Regions from separate parts of the Mus musculus genome. Here region 1 is linked to region 2. Evidence: chromatin loops called from intact Hi-C (ENCODE). Cell type or tissue: gastrocnemius. All regions are shown on one strand.

Region 1 (8,000 bases), 65 kb after region 2:
TGCCTGGAGCAGAGATGGGCAAGAAGTCCTTGCTCTTAAGAATCCTGCACAAAATGGAACCCCATGTTGACCCATGACTCTTCTAATAAGTAACAAAATTCATTTGTGTGTCCCAAGAAGCAAATATAATGAAGAATTAGGTAAGATGTCTCATTTCCTATCAGGCAATCCCAATATTATCTAATTCACTCCTTCATATGAACACGGATACCGCCACAAAAGATAAATCAACCCCAAAAGCCAAGCTTATGCAGAAAATATAAAGGAATGATCTCACTGACCCCTATCATCAGTGTACGCACATCTCTATCTAAAGGGGGACATATGTGATCATGGCTTATTAAATAATGGGAACCACTAAAATAACCGGGTTTGTGAAGAGAATGCAAAGTGGGAGCATCACTTGGCCTCCTTCCCAGCATATCCAACTCAGAGCTCCAAAGCTGTGTGTGCCACAGGACAGCCATAGCTGCGCAACACAAAACCACACTTACTACAAGTACTATGAGATTTTTCTTTCTAGATTTTATTAATTTTTCCCATTTAAATTGCACAAGTATAAACTTTGTAGATGACAATCTGCTGCCCTGTGTGACTATAAAACAGACCTGCTAGACCTTTGCAGTCTCAGTGTCTGTGTATACCTATCTGCCCACATATACATGCACACCCATGCGTATGCACACTTGTGAGTCACAAGTGATACACTAAAGTAAAGCCTCGAATTGTGGGGGAGGTGCTGTTACTTAGAGAGGTCTCTCATGATCTCTGAGGGATGGTAGCAGACTGACTGAAATGGAAGCAGGGCGTAGAGAAGGCTGAGAAGGAACCAGCTCAGCAAGGTGGGTGTGGGAGACTCAGGGGAGTCCTAGCAGCTGTGGTGAGAGGAGACTGATGTGTTGTGAAGTGAGTTTCAGGAGCAACAGACTGCAGAGGAAAAGGGGGAGAGGAGATCGGGGGAGATGCGGTAGGGAAGGAAGAGAAGGGAAGAGAAAGGATCTTGAGTAGGGGAGAGAAGGGGAGAAAGGAAAGAGGAGAGAGGAGGGAGAGAAGGGGGAAGTTAAAGGATAAAGGAGGGGAATCGAAGGGAGAGGAGAGGGGAGGGAAGGAAACGAAGAAGGACCTTGTATCTTTGAAAAGAGAGTCAGAAAGAAGAGGGGAGGAGAAGGAGAAAGGAGGAGGAGGGAAAGGAAAGAGAGGAGAAAAGGCCAAAGATGCTTTCAGGTTTTCATTTTGATCAGTGGAGCACCTGGACTGTGAGTGGCAAAGCACCTGAGAGGATGAAGGCAGGTGGCAAGCCTGAGGTCCCTAAGCTGCTCTGGGGCAGACAGAACAACTCTATGTGTCTGTGATATCATCGGGAGACAGACAAGAACTAATCAGAGGAAAGGACAACAGAAGTCTGCAGGGATGCCTCACTATCTAATGCCAACTCACAGAGACACAAAGCACAGGGTACCAATAGCAATCAGTGAGGCTAAAGCTATGCCCAGTGTCCTTTAGGAAGTCAGGGGATGGGGCAACACCGGGGAGCCCTCACACAGGAGGATCAACACTGACCGGCGATATATCAGCTTTGGGAGCCATTGCAGGAATAAACACTAGAAGATAGAACTGAGGATAGCAAGCTGAATCAATAACATGACGCCATCCTCATGAGAGACAAAGCGATGGCCCTTCATCTGCTGGGATGGAACGCTGTCTAAGACACACCTGGGAATAAAGACAACGTGCCAAACATTTGTATAATAGCATTCCACTCGTGAGCAGGACTGAAGACACAGTTCTTCTAGAGGACACCAGAGAAAAATGAAGACATTTTCCCTTTGCTCCTCTTGAGAATTCTGTACAGCCTTAGATTTTCAGAGGTTAACAATCCCTGGCACGGTAAACTTCAGCCACTACTTACTTTTTTTCTCTGAAAAGGGTCACATACGCCATGTATAACATACCACAAACTATGATTTAAAACCCCACAGGAAGGGCCTAATTCCCTGTACTCTTGGCTCCACAAACAGGGCTTTCTTTCTCTCCTTTTTACTGCCCCCCCCCCACACACACACATGGTATATTGACATTAAGCCTCTGCTCACCTGTTTCTGGCTATCACTACAAAGCAAGTGTAAGAAGAAAGACCCATGTCTCGTTGCACAGGCACACAACAAAAGGGACCCAAAGGGACCTGGCTGCTTCTCCCCAGATCTTCCCATTCCCCAAACAGTCCCAGGACTGTCTTCTCCTCCGTGCCATTGGTCCTGAAAGTCTGGATTCCAAAGCCCAGAGCAGTGGCAGGCAGGGAGGTTCTCACAGTGGCTGAGAGCAGAGGTTTCCACACGTGTGAGCTGCTGGAGTTGAGTATGAATGGGGGTCTTGTCTGGCTTCAATAAAGCACCTCTCTGTTTGTATGCATGCTATACTGAGAGTCTTGTCCATGGAGAAGCCACCCAGCGCTCCTCAGCAATCCCTTTCCTGTTGTCTTGAAGGGACCTATTTAACATTTTCCTTCTCTGCGGTAAATTAGGCAACTGAAGCATTTCTCAAGGCAGGCACGAAGCACACGCATTGGCTCATTGGATATCAATTAATTTTTTTTTAATTCTCTTGCTGAGATGAAAGGCCTCTCTCTGGTTAGCCTGCCATCCTTGCCAATTGAAAGAAATCACTCATAAAAACGAAACTGAGTCTCAAGCTTCAAGCCGCTTACAAAGAACCAATTGATTTACCCAACTGGATGCAGACGCAGGCCCAAAATAAGAATCTTGTTGCTGTCGGGACGTTACATTAGAAAAACTAATTTACTTAGAGTCGTACGACAATAAAACACATTGTGACTTTAAAAAACACAGAGAACAGTTCCCTTGGCGACACATCTTAAAAGGGAATGAGGTGGGTTTGTATGTGCTGAGCAAGGAAAAATTTCTCCAAAGAGCAAGATGTATTATGATTTTATTCAAAACATATGTGTGCTGGGAGAGATGGGGACTCTAACAAGGAGAAGATTCCAATGAAGGAGTTGATGGTTCTGTATCCAAAGACTGAAGGCCTGGGCAGGAAGGAGAAGCACCCGATACCGCGAGATCCTGTACTGTCTGGCTTGTGCATTTATAATGTATTCTATTCGTGGTACACACATAATGTAAGACTGGGTGTTTTAAAGTTTTCGCGTTAATGTGGCAAGTTATTTCACAGGACCATATCATTATGCCACCATCAAAACCAGATCTCAGGGCCAGTGAGAGGGCACAGCTGGTAAAAGCTATCTGCCCAGAAGCCTGATGAACTGGGTTTGATTCCAATCTCACACACATACACGCACATCCGATAAATGGATACATAAATAAATGTCCTTTAGTTTAAAATATACTCCCTCAGATCTCTCACATAGGCCATCAGTCGTTTCTGGCATGCACCAATGGTCTTGCATCTTTGGAACGTTCCTACGATCATAATCTGACCTTTTAAGTTCTTGTTTAAAAACTACAATTGAACTGATAGAGTTGGTGGGCCAGTCCCATAAAGGCCATGAATCACATTTCTCCCAGGCTCTCTGCTTGTCTAATGGCTCTAAATCAGTTATATAGCCAATCCCACAGATGACCGAAGATGAAACTATCCACATAACGAGTACAGAGATAATTACTGCCCACTTAACAGAGCAAAGAGTAATGAGTGAATAAAACCTTTTAAACATCTCACCGATGTAAAGGTGCAAGAGCTATTCTGATGCAACAATGTTAGGCTCAAAACCAGAAGAACGGGGGCATCTCTAGGGTCTCTTACAGTCTAAAAGGTCAATTCTCAAAACCCTGTCTTTAAAATAGCCCAACCTCACAAGGTATCTCTCTGAGCCTTGTGTGACTTAAGTTCTTGCCACCTTCACAGACAGGGACTGCAGGACACTGTGACTCGGCACTGCTGGGGACAGGAATGGCACATTAGGGTAGAGACCTAAGATGCCAGCTTCATTTAGTTTGATAAGGTATGATCAATTGGCTAATCAAAACCTGCTAATACCATAAATATACAAACAGGAAAATCAAAAAGGAAAAGAAATCAATGAATTGAAAATAGCTATCCATTGGTATTAGAGCTCCTAGGCAATCATATCAAAAAATCATGTTAAACATGATTTGCCTAAAAAGATCAGTTAAAAGACCTCATCCAAGAGCGGTTGTGCAGCGAGTGGCGGTTAATCAGAAATCACAACTTCTCAAAGTGAGCAAGTGTCTGTGTGGTTCTTGGTCACAGATCTTTATCCCAACTCACAGGCTCAGAGCAATGAACAGAGATTTAAAAGTCTGTGAGACTGCAGCTGGGAGCGGAACAGAGTCTTCTGGACATCATAGGACCACTGCACTCAGAAACTCACAGCAGGGCAGTGGTGGCTCCAACAGAAGATCAAGCCAGGTGACATTCCAGTAGGGAGGATAGAGGGGACTGTGAGCCCCTACACCTAGCTGAGAAAATGACAACGATGGCTTCCAAGGGATGGGAGTTCATCTTCTTTAAGGGTGTGACCTCTAATAGGTCCATCATGCCCCTGCAGATGACTCTGCACACAGGAGTATATGAGCAGCAAAAATTATTCTGTGCATTATTAAATTAAATTTTAAAAAAAAGAGGGCACAAAGTTAGGAGGGGATGGAAGGTGTGGGTGAACTCAGGAGAAATTAAGAAGAGATGTAGGGAATGAATATATTCAAAATACATTGTATATATTTATGAAATCTTCAAATTAAAAGTATTCTATTGAATGGGTACAAGAATGAGCTCAAGAGCAAACTACAGCTGCCCATTGCGTTGTTTATGAGAAACTCGCTGAAAAGCTTCGGAAGCAGATTAAAAGTTAAGGGATGGAGACACGTGCTCCATGCCAAAGCTAATCCAAAGAAAACTGAACGGCAAGAGTTCAATGCAAAGGGGAACTGTTGTGATGCAAACTATAAAAGGGCAAATTCCACCACACAACATAAAAACATGTACATACTCAACAACGGTGTGCCAAAACTCATACGGCAAAGTTGATACCAGTACAGAGGAGAAGCAGCCATTAAGTCGATTTAACACCACCTATGGGTGTTAAATGGACAAATCCAGCAGGCAGAAAAATAGAGCAGGCCAAGATGATCTGAAGACCACTAACAATCACCTTGATCGTTTTGATCCACAGCCTCCCATCTGAACTCTGGCTCCCATGTGACATCCTAAGCCTAGAGCTACACGTGAATGTACAAGCAAACAAATAAAAGAACCAAGAGACCATCCCAAGCGTGCTCCTTCTTCACAACCCAGACCAGTGACCAAAGATACCCAGGAAACCCTGGAGATGTCCAGTCTACCCTAGACACTGTGAGAAAGAATCTGTGCATGAACAAAATGGGGAAGAAAAAGAGAGAGAGAGAGAGAGAGAGAGAGAGAGAGAGAGAGAGAGAGAGAGAGAGAGAGAGGATGCTTACAAAAATGCATGTGCATAAGCATGTATGCACATGCATGTGCATGCACACATACACACACACACACACACACACACACACACACACACACATCATTCCTGGGCTACAGATATCACTGCAATCTTAACAAAAAGAATATGTTTAAAAAATAAGGAGAGCATGGGGTATTATTCATGTATGTGTTTCTACCTTTAGCTGAAAACTAAAGAAAGTAATGAGCAGTTTCTAATTTCTACTATTTGTTGACTCATTTTATGCAGTGCCAGCCATGGGTCCCAGGAATTAGGGACAATTGTCAAGCGCTCTACCACTAAGCTACAACTCCAGACCCCAGCTCTCTCCATTGCTATGGATAAGGTCTCACCCTTTCCCACCAGGAGGTATTCTTGGATTCACTTTAACGTCTGCCTTTACATTTTTAGAGGCATGATGTCTTCAGTCCTCTAAGGAGCCCCATGACTAAAATAACGGTGGTAGCATTCTCCCTATATAGATGAACAAATTGGGAACAATTGCAGAAGCCAAAGGCCTCCACTTAAGTCCCACTGGGGCTGAGAGCTTGGGCAAGACCCTCTTCTCTGACCTCATCTTGCCACATCTTGCACAATCCTGACCACAGCAGCCACACGGGGAGGTGCCCTGCATGCTGACTCTGCAGGTCACTGCCTCCCTTCTCAGGTTCACCATCACAAACAGATCTGCAGGGGCCTGACCTCACAGGAGCCAACCAGCAGCCCTCCTGAAACAGTGCTGATGTTTGCACTATTGTTTAGTTTAATAACAGGAGGGTTCCTTCCTGGTCTGTTACTCATTTCTCTCTAAACCACCACTGCAAAATGCCTATCTTAGACCTCTGGCTCACCTCTGGCTCATCCGCTGAAATGCTTGTCATGTCTGAAATAATGCATTATATCGTGTTGGGATGAACCTTAATTTACATTTAAAAGTTTTTTGGTGGGGAGCTGGCAGGGTGGATCAGTGGGTAAAGTCAACTGCACCAAGCCTGAAGACCTAGGTTCAATCCCATGAAATCACATGGCAAAAGGACTGACTCTTGCAAGTTGTCCTCTGACCTACAAACACATGGACACAGAGATACACACACACACACACACACACACACACACACACACACACACACACACACACAGTCACATATCCCTTCATACACAAAGGCATACATATATGCATACAAAATAAGGTATAATTTACAATTTGGTCAACATCTCAAACTACAATAATACGTTTCACTGTGGAATGGAATATAGTTATCACCTGGGATCAAGCCAGTGATGATGGCCCCAGCTTCTGCCTCCTCCCACAGACACCAAAATCTGCAGATGCACCAGACCTTATGTAAAATGGCAGTCTCTGCATAGCTGAGGCATGAGAGAAAGGCAGAAAGGATAATGCGGGAAAGAGTGAGAAAAACCCCCAGCTGGCCAGATGGCCGGTCCTGCCGACCGCATCAGAAAGCATCAGCAATCCCATGCTGCCCACAGAGACAACTTATGCTTTCCATAGGATGCCTATGAGGCAAATGTGAACCAAGTGTGCTTACTGAGGGACCAAGCAACATTAACCTTGAGTTTCTGGTGCCTGCTCTTTGTCGTAAATCTAAACAGTGTCTGTAAATCTATCTCACGCCTCCATTTCCAAAGGTCCATCCTTGAACTTCTCTTCCTCCTGTAAGTGGTCCTCTGGAGCAAAGAGGAACAGGAGGCCCTTACAACCTTCGGAAATGCAACTTGAGAGTGATCCTGGTGTGCTTTTCTGTTTTGTCATAGACTCTGTGATCGATTCGTCGAGGAAAGGGCTTATTTGGTTCATACTTCCAGTTCATTGTAGCTGAGGGCAGTCACGGCAGAAACTCAGGGCAGAGCCCATGGAGGAGCGCCACTTACTGACTAGCTCCCAATGGTTTGCTCAGCCTCTTTTCTGTTTGTTTGTTTGGTTGGTTGGTTTGGTTTATTGTTGTTTTTTATTAATTAAGTCACTTATTCACTTTACATCTCAGTAACAGTTCCCCTCCTCTCCATCACCTCCTCCCAACCCCCTCACATAGCCCCTCCCTCCAACCGTCCTCCCCTTCTCTGTGAAGGGGGAGGCCCTCCTGGGTATCAACCCTTTCTGAAACATCAAATCACCGCAGGACTAGGTGCATCCTCTCCCATTGAGGCAGGACAAGGTGATAACTCATTTCTCTCTAAACCACCACTGCAAAATGCCTATCTTAGACCTCTGGCTCACCTCTGGCTCATCCGCTGAAATGCTTGTCATGTCTGAAATAATGCATTATATGTGTTGGGATGAACCTTAATTTACATTTAAAAGTTTTTTGGTGGGGAGCTGGCAGGGTGGATCAGTGGGTAAAGTCAACTGCACCAAGCCTGAAGACCTAGGCTCAATCCCTTGAAATCACATGGCAAAAGGACTGACTAGTGCAAGTTGTCCTCTGACCTACAAACACATGGACACAGAGATACACACACACACACACACACACACACACACACACACACACACACACACACAGAGAGATACACC
Region 2 (8,000 bases):
CTCAAACATCAAAGACAAAGTGATTTGTTAAGCAAACAGCTAACTGTTAACCATAAGAGATACATTAACTATTGGACTGGCAAGATATGCCTGCTGGGGCAATAGTGGTATGAATGCTACATAACCAAAAGTCTGGATTTAAGTCTAGTCATTAAGATAGAACGCATACCTGGTATTGTTCACTGTCTAGGTTATAGGCCCTTCAGTAAACCTACTACCACTATTCTGCCAAACGGACATTGTATTAAATTGCTCCCTACGTTCTTATCACCATACCCATAGAGTAGTACATCTCTCAACCTTCATCAGAAAAGTTTCTTTCTTCAGTAGAGAATGGAAAATTAATATAAGTCCTAGTAGCCAATGTGCGCAGAGTAATGGGATAGCAATATTATATCCCCTACTCACAAGGATCAGGGATCATTGGAGAAGAAGAGGCAGAAAGATTGTAAGAGACGGAAGGATTTCATGTCTTCGGCAAAACATGTTTTTTTTTTTTTTTTTTTTTTTTTTTTTTTGCCAGATGTGGCAGGGCAAGGGAAGAGAAGGAAGGAAAACATGGCAAGACAAAGGAAAATGGAGGGAGGAAGTAAGGAAGTAGGAGAGGAGGGCCAAGGCAAACTCCCCAAAAAGCCATTCTCAAAGCTGCTTTCCAGAGACTTGACTTAATATACAAAGTATTGCCCGAAGCTCTAAGCCAGTGCCTCTCAACTTGTGGATCACTACCCCTTTGGGGGTTGCATATTATGTATCCTGCATATTGGATATTTACGTTATCATTCATAACAGGAGCAAAATTACACGTATGGAATGGCGATGAAAATAATTTCATGGTTGGGAGTCACTACACATGAGGAACTATACAGCATTAGGTGGGTTGAGAACCACTGCTCTAAGCAGTGGCTTTTGTCCAACTGCCTCAGCTTTCTGCATCTTCCAGGGCTCTCTGATAATGACACTGGTTCTGCACATCACCCACTTACATCTCTCTGTGGATGAGAGAGGCTTTGGAGTTCTGTTTGAGGCACAACATGGTGAACTTGTCAGAAACAAACTCATCGTCATCTATGGGAGGCCCACCCAAGACAAGAGAGGGCAGGTAACCAGAAAAAGATAAGAACAGGATTATCACCAAGTATGTTAGGGTTACAGTGACACCCCACCCCAACCCAGACAGCATTGCTAACCTGCTATGAGGTGGCACTTGGCATGCCTTGTCTATGGTGATAACTGAGAGGGGAGCATGACCCCTGCAGTCTTAGAGTCAAATACATTCAGTTAATCTTGGTCCCTGTAGTACGGCCATGGTGGCTCATCTGTGATATGTTTGGCCCCTAGTTCTTTAGATGATAAAATCAAAATGCCTGCCTTGCTGGGCTTTTTATAGACAGAATAAAATGAAGAATATCCCAACCCTTGGTCCAAATCCTGTTATAGGAACTAAGTATGCAGAGGCTCTTGTCTCATTTGTCCGACTGTGTGATACGCCTTTTACAGTCACAGGCATAAAACGCTCAAACCCTTAGCAACGAGAGCATTGCTTTACTGTCTATAATTAAATCTGTCTAATTGGGTCTCTGGGGGGGGATCCTGGAATGTCTTAAACCAATGGAACTCAGAAAACTTGGACCACACTGGCTAAAATCCAATATAATGACACAGCCTCCTTCTCTCTAAAAGGGAAACACAACAATTAAACCAGGTGTGAGATGTATACCCTGGGGAAGTCTCACAACCACATTGTTCAAAGGCTTGCTTATAACAACAATCAGTGAGTCATGTCTTGGGGGGTGGGTGCCTCTCCCTAAGAGCAAGCTCAGAGGGCTGATGGACTGCATCTCTGAGCAGCACACACCATGAGCTTATGTCATGAGAATATTGATTTGTTTACTACAGAGTGACCGCTCCTGCATCCATCAAAAACCAGCCACGGCCCTCTTCCAGATGTAAAGTGGGTCATGACTCACAAGCCTTGTTTTCCAATCTAATAGCAAAAAGATGTCTTAAAATGAACACACACACATACACACACACACACACACACACACACACACACACACACACACAAATCAAACAATCAGAGAAACTTTTGAAACAATAAATAAACATCCCCCAAACAGGAACAGATGCAGTTTCTGATATATCTATCATCTTTCTTTAATCAAATGCCTTCCAAGGACCAGACTGCTGTTAGTCATTCTGCCGCTGTAGCTCAACAAACAGTCCTGGAAACCAGAAACCCATGGGAGGTGTTATCACTACCATTTACCGAAGTGAAACTGAGGGCCCACCACCTAAGGCCATTCTCTGCAAATGCAATCACTAAGACCCCAGAGCGTTTGTGCCGAACTCCAAGGTTGGCTCTATTTTTTTTTGTCTGATCCTTCTATTTTTTCCTCAATTAGGAGCTCCTTAAACTGGGTCTGATGACTCAGGCCTGTAATCCCAGAACTTTGTAGGCGAGACAAAAAAATTAGTGAGTTAAAGGTCACTCTGGCTACACAGTAAGTTCCTGTTACTAGATAGCTGGTCATCCTGAATTAGAGAACAAGACCCTATCTCTGAAAGACAACACACACATACACACACACGCGCGCGCACACACACACACACACACACACACACACACACACACACACACACACACATTATACACACTCAGACGCACACACTGCACAAAACGCTCAGATACACACACACACACAGAGGCAGGCACACATAAATTACATACACACACTGCACAAACACACACATATACATGTTGCACATAAACACTCAGATACACACACAAACACACACACACTCAGACACACCACATACACACACACACACACACACACTCAGGAACACATACATTGCACACACATACACACTACACATAAACAGACACACACACACTCAGACACAGCACACACACACAGCCTCTCGTAGCATAAGCAATAATTTTTGAAGCATCTCTGTTACCTCAAATTTTTTTCACAGAACAAAGACTACATGTACTAAACTGACAACATCCAAGACAACACAGAGGCACATCATAGCTTTTACTGTTCACTGGACACAAACCTAGAGACACTTGGTAAGAGCTAACATCAACTGAAAAATTGCTTCAATCAGACTGTCCCATGGCCATGTCTATGAGGAATTTTCTTAATTGCTAAGTGATGGTGGAAGGCCCAGCCCACTGTGGGTGTTGACATTCCTAGGCAGATGAGCCTGAGATGTATAAGAAAGGTAGCATGAGCCAGGGAGCAGCCAGTAAGCAGCCTCCCTCCACAGTTCCTGCTTCAAATTCTTGCCGTATCAGAGTACCCTCAAAAATGGAGTATCACCTGAAAGATGAAACTCTCATCCTGTCCTCTGTGGGTCATGATTTATCACCAAAACAGGAAACAAAGACACTGGGGATCTGTGTCACCTGGGGTCAGAAAAAGGCTTGGGAGAGAAAAAATGGCCCTAAGGACAAAAGAGCTCCAGGAAAGGAGCGTGGACTATGGAAAGCAGTGCAGAGCGGGAGAGGAACCACAGAACGTTCCAGGCACTACACTTTCCACTGTGGCTTCCAAGTCTTTCAGAGAGCTGGAGAGACAGATCTGCTGACTGGCCAGGACACTCCCACTCCACTGGAAGCTTCCTGCCAAGGAACAGTGGGCTGCAGAAACTGGCCTGAACCTCCAGTGAGCCAACTATGAATGCTTTGTCTTCAAAAGCCTGCTTGTGACAATACCCAGACACTGTGGCTTACACATACCCAGGTGGCCTAGGCAAATCACAAACCATGGTTTATAAAGACCACTCAGGGACAGATGCAGACCAAAGAAGTAGGCTCTGAGAATGGCATTTAGGGAGCCAGGACCCTGGAGTCACAGCTGGCTCTGAACCCATGAACCAGTCTTGTCACAGTGGGTACAACCTTCATCTGGGAACCTTGTGCCCTGGGTATGAGGTAAGCTTGGCAGACATGGGAAATGTCACTCTCCAGAGACATGCTGCTCCAGGTGACAGCTGGAAGTCAAGATTCTCCCAGCATTCCCAGAACCAGCAGTAACGGACCTCTTTCTGCCATCAGCAGGCACGTTCTCTGAAGGTCAGAAGAGTTTAGCATTCTCTCTATTACCTGTGAGAGAGTGGCAGTCAGTGGGGAATCAGTGGTCTACAGCTGAGCCAGAACTCAACTGGCACGCTGTGTCTCAGCAGAAGACCTAGTGATCTGAGACAGCATCAAGCTGCTCACACACGCCTGCAGATAACTGAGCTCCAGACTCCGAGACTAGCACTCTATACAGCATAGCCCTCTGAAGACAGTTTCCTGAGAACCTTGGGCAGCCCCAAACGCTTAGTACAAACTGCCTGACATGTACAGGCCCTGATGTCACTCACAGCATCCAACATAGAAAAGTCTCTGAAAATTAATGAAATAAAAATAAAATCTAGACTTTACATATTTAAAGAGAAGATGGAAACCACTCCTGTTTATTAGTCTGGATGAAACAGGGATTCTGTGTCTCCAGAGTAAATGTGGCTGTGGTGCCAGCCCTGCCACTGGCCAAGTGCATGTCACCAGCTGTGCGCAGGTACTAACCTGCTGCATCCGCCCAAGGCTTCCAAGAAGAGTTCTTTCATGCACGAGGGTACTTAAGCATGTCTACTGCCAGTGTCTAGTCATTATGTGCATATTCCACTTACCATTCGATCTGTGTTCATAACCTCCCTACTGGAAGGCCCGGTATTGCCTCCCAGCAAGGAGACAATTCTTAAATAGTGACCTTCACCTCCTACAATTCCTTACTTCCAACTTTACTTTTAAAACTGTTTTCATTATTAAAAATATTAAAACAAAAAACTCTACTTCCCAGCCTTAGTAGTCTTCTAGTCCGATACAGAGTGGCCATCCTGGTCATGAAATGAGCCACCTGGTATCTGAGGAGTACAGTGTCCAGTGTCCCTGTCCAGTGTTATTGCATGATTCATTCTCACATCAGGTAATGCACATCTCTCTGTTGACTTTCCAGGCTCTACACAGAAGCCATGGCTTCTTTGATGCCTAGTGAAGAATGGGGCCTATAATTGCAGGTAACCAGAGAAGAGCAGTCTATGGCACTCTTCCAGGCTGCACACAGAGGCTCAAGATTATGGGTGCTCACTGAAATGACCTTTAGGGTCCACAAAGAGCCTGCCGCTATGAGCATCCTATGAAGACACAGACTGAAGTTTAGTTGATACAGGTGCTGACCTCTCTCCTGTCTAGGGTTGAAGGTCAAGTCGACATAGACAGTTTCTTCACAGGGAAATATGCTGAAACTTGAAGAAGGGGCTGACGTCAGAGCAGGCCTCTATGCCCGTGGGAATGTAAGAGAGTCTGGGGAGAGTACAGGCTAAAGTGTGTGGTGAGGCTGGGAGTCTGAGCGTATCACAGTGTGATACTTGATCACATTCAATTTCTCAGACTGGTAACACTTGAGGCCTAAACTCCAACAGGGACACTCTGGGAGACATGAATTTTCTAGACCATCAAAGATCAAACCATCAAATAGCAAAGCCAGGAGTTTTATGTTGTTACATCATGATGACAATGGGCTGGGAGTCTGGCGAGCACACTCGATGGGGAGTCTTTTTATCCCAGGTTCAGGGTGGACCTATTTGCAACACATCATAGACAGGCCTCTTGGGAGAACACAAGGACCAATTTGGGGATAGACTAGTCAAAACAGGAAGAGGGAAGGTATCCTTCAATTCCTGCCTCTTTCTCAGGTCAAAAGATACCTGGCCTTGGGGATAGTAGGAAGGAACTGTAACTTTGGCCCATGGCGGGTGAGAACATGCCTACAGAGCAGCCCCCAGTTCCTAGCTATATTTATTTTGGGAAAAGTGATATGGGGTAACAAATTCTTAAAGACTGCCATGAGATATGAATAGAGATTGCTCTCCTTCCTGGGACATGCCACTCAGTCCTGCATAACAGGGCAATTGTCAACCAATGAGGATGTCATTGAACAGGCTGGTAGTAAGCATGGGAAGAGGAGGTGAGAAGCCTCCAGGGCAGAGAAGATCTGTGGAGAAGTCACTGAGTGACATCTAGGTCCCAGACGTGTACATGAGACCTGGGAGGCAGAAGTAAAGTCTACACAGCCAGGTACAGAGCAGCAAGGGTTTGCCTCAGAGGAGCCCAGCTCTCAGTAGGGGCTGTGATGAACAGCAGACATGAGAGCCACAAGGACTGCCCCTCCTTGCCCTGGTGACAAGCAGCTATCTCTATATAGTGCTTAATCAGTAGCATGGGCTGTGACATTCTGCTGGCAGGAAATGAACTGTCACTTCTTGTTGCAAAAAACCTCATCTTCAAGCTTGTGGCACTTGTCATATTATATATTAGTGCACACACATGCCAGCTTGGAAGACTGTGCCCAAAGCACTCAAAAGCTATAAGTGAGGAGGAGCTGGGAGCATTAAGGATGCTCAGGAAACTGTCCTACTTCAGCCAGAATTATGGGCTATGCTCTGCAAAACAGAGGCTGTCAAGACAAAGAATGGGCTTCAGGGGCACACAGCACAGCATGGTGCTGGGACAGCATTAACAGAAGTGTGAGTGTGTGCATGTGTGTGTGTCTGTGTGTAGTGTGTGTGTGTGTAATGTGTGTGTGTGTGTGTGTGTGTGTGTAGTGTGTGTGTGTGTGTGTGTGTGTGTGTGTGTGTGTAGTGTGTGTGTTTGTAATGTGTGTGTGTGTGTTTGTGTGTGTGTGGTGTGTGTGTGAGAATTCACTTTTGCCATTTCAGTTCATCAGCATCCCATGTAAAATTAATGATGACAGAAGGCACAGACCTGGAAACAGAGGCATACATACCCAGTAACAACTTGACCTTTATAATAACAACAGCCCATTACAACATTCCCATCTGTTGGTCCTTTATACCAGATGAAATCTGTCCATGTCACAGGCTTTTAGAAGCAGAACACAGAAAGGACACAGTAAACCTTTAGCATGCCCTGCCTTAGGGTTCTATCACTATGATAAAACACTGTGACCCAATGGAAGTTTGTGGAGGAAGGGGCTTATTTCAGCTTATAACACTCAGGTCACACTCCATCACAGAGAAGTCAAGGAAGAGACCTGCATGCAGGAACTAGAGCCGAGGTTATGGAGAAGTACTGCTGACCGGCTTGCTCTTTATGGATTGCTTAGCCTACACTCTTATGCCATCCAGGACCAAGGACCCCAGGGATCTCAGACTATCCTTCATAGGCTGGGACCTCTCACATCAACCATTAACCAAGACGAAGCCCCATAGGCCTGCTTGCAGGCTAATCTGACGGAGACATTTCTCAGTTAAGAGTCCCTCTTCCCGGGTATGCCTACGTTTATGTCAAAACCTAGGTGTATGTTATGACAAAAACCAACCAGCACACACCCCAAACTATCAATGCATTATATCCCCAATCCCTTGTAGCAAGTATAGATGAGGTAGTTTTATAAGAACCCTAAAGTCTGAGGTAGATGTGGAAATGCTTCACCCGTGGCATGCAAATTGTGTTAGAGAAGAGAGAAGTCCACCCAGGTCAGAAAACTTTGCTGAGCACAAAACACAAAAGCCTGCTCTGCGGCCTCTTAACAAAGAAACGCACTCCTGCACCTCAAGTCACCCCACCTAGCCTTCTCCACCTGGTGGACCAATACCAGGATACTCACCCGTTCTGATCATTGGTTCCCTCATCTGTGTACCTCTCTGATCCCAGAAAAGGGGCCCCACCGCCAGACAGGAGGATGTAGGGTGAGGGTAACCAGCTGACTCTTGGCCCCTAACTCCATCTGTCAGAACAACCTGATTCAGGCTGTTCACACTCCTAGATTTCCCTGTGATGGGCACTTGTACCAAGGCACCTAATCTCAAGAACACTTTTGGAAACTATTTGCTAGAATTTTCTCTGACCAGGGCCAGCTGACTCCACATAGTAAAACAGAATTTGTTTCTTCAAACCGTGCCAAGCCTACAAGTAATTAGGT

What was found. Hi-C counts contacts between places; a loop is a spot of excess contacts. Peaks named below come from ENCODE experiments on the same cell type or tissue, not always from the same donor. Only the 100,000 strongest peaks of a DNase experiment are listed, where the experiment ranks them.
Region 1: it touches region 2 in a loop (2.2-fold over the local background); 1 of 42 quality-filtered maps calls a loop at or near these places.

Annotation. Positions count from the first base shown.
Region 1 is chr12:26,392,698-26,400,697 of GRCm38, forward strand. The region is part of intron 2 of Rnf144a (ring finger protein 144A); the gene reads right to left. Among named protein-coding and RNA genes, the nearest start is that of Mir6538, 18 kb to the right of the region's middle. In gastrocnemius, no CTCF peak of the experiment used is centred here; no DNase peak of the experiment used is centred here.
Region 2 is chr12:26,327,647-26,335,646 of GRCm38, forward strand. All of the region lies in intron 4 of Rnf144a (ring finger protein 144A), which reads right to left. Among named protein-coding and RNA genes, the nearest start is that of 4930549C15Rik, 15 kb to the right of the region's middle. In gastrocnemius, no CTCF peak of the experiment used is centred here; a DNase peak (open chromatin) is centred at 3,631; H3K27ac peaks cover 2,858 bases.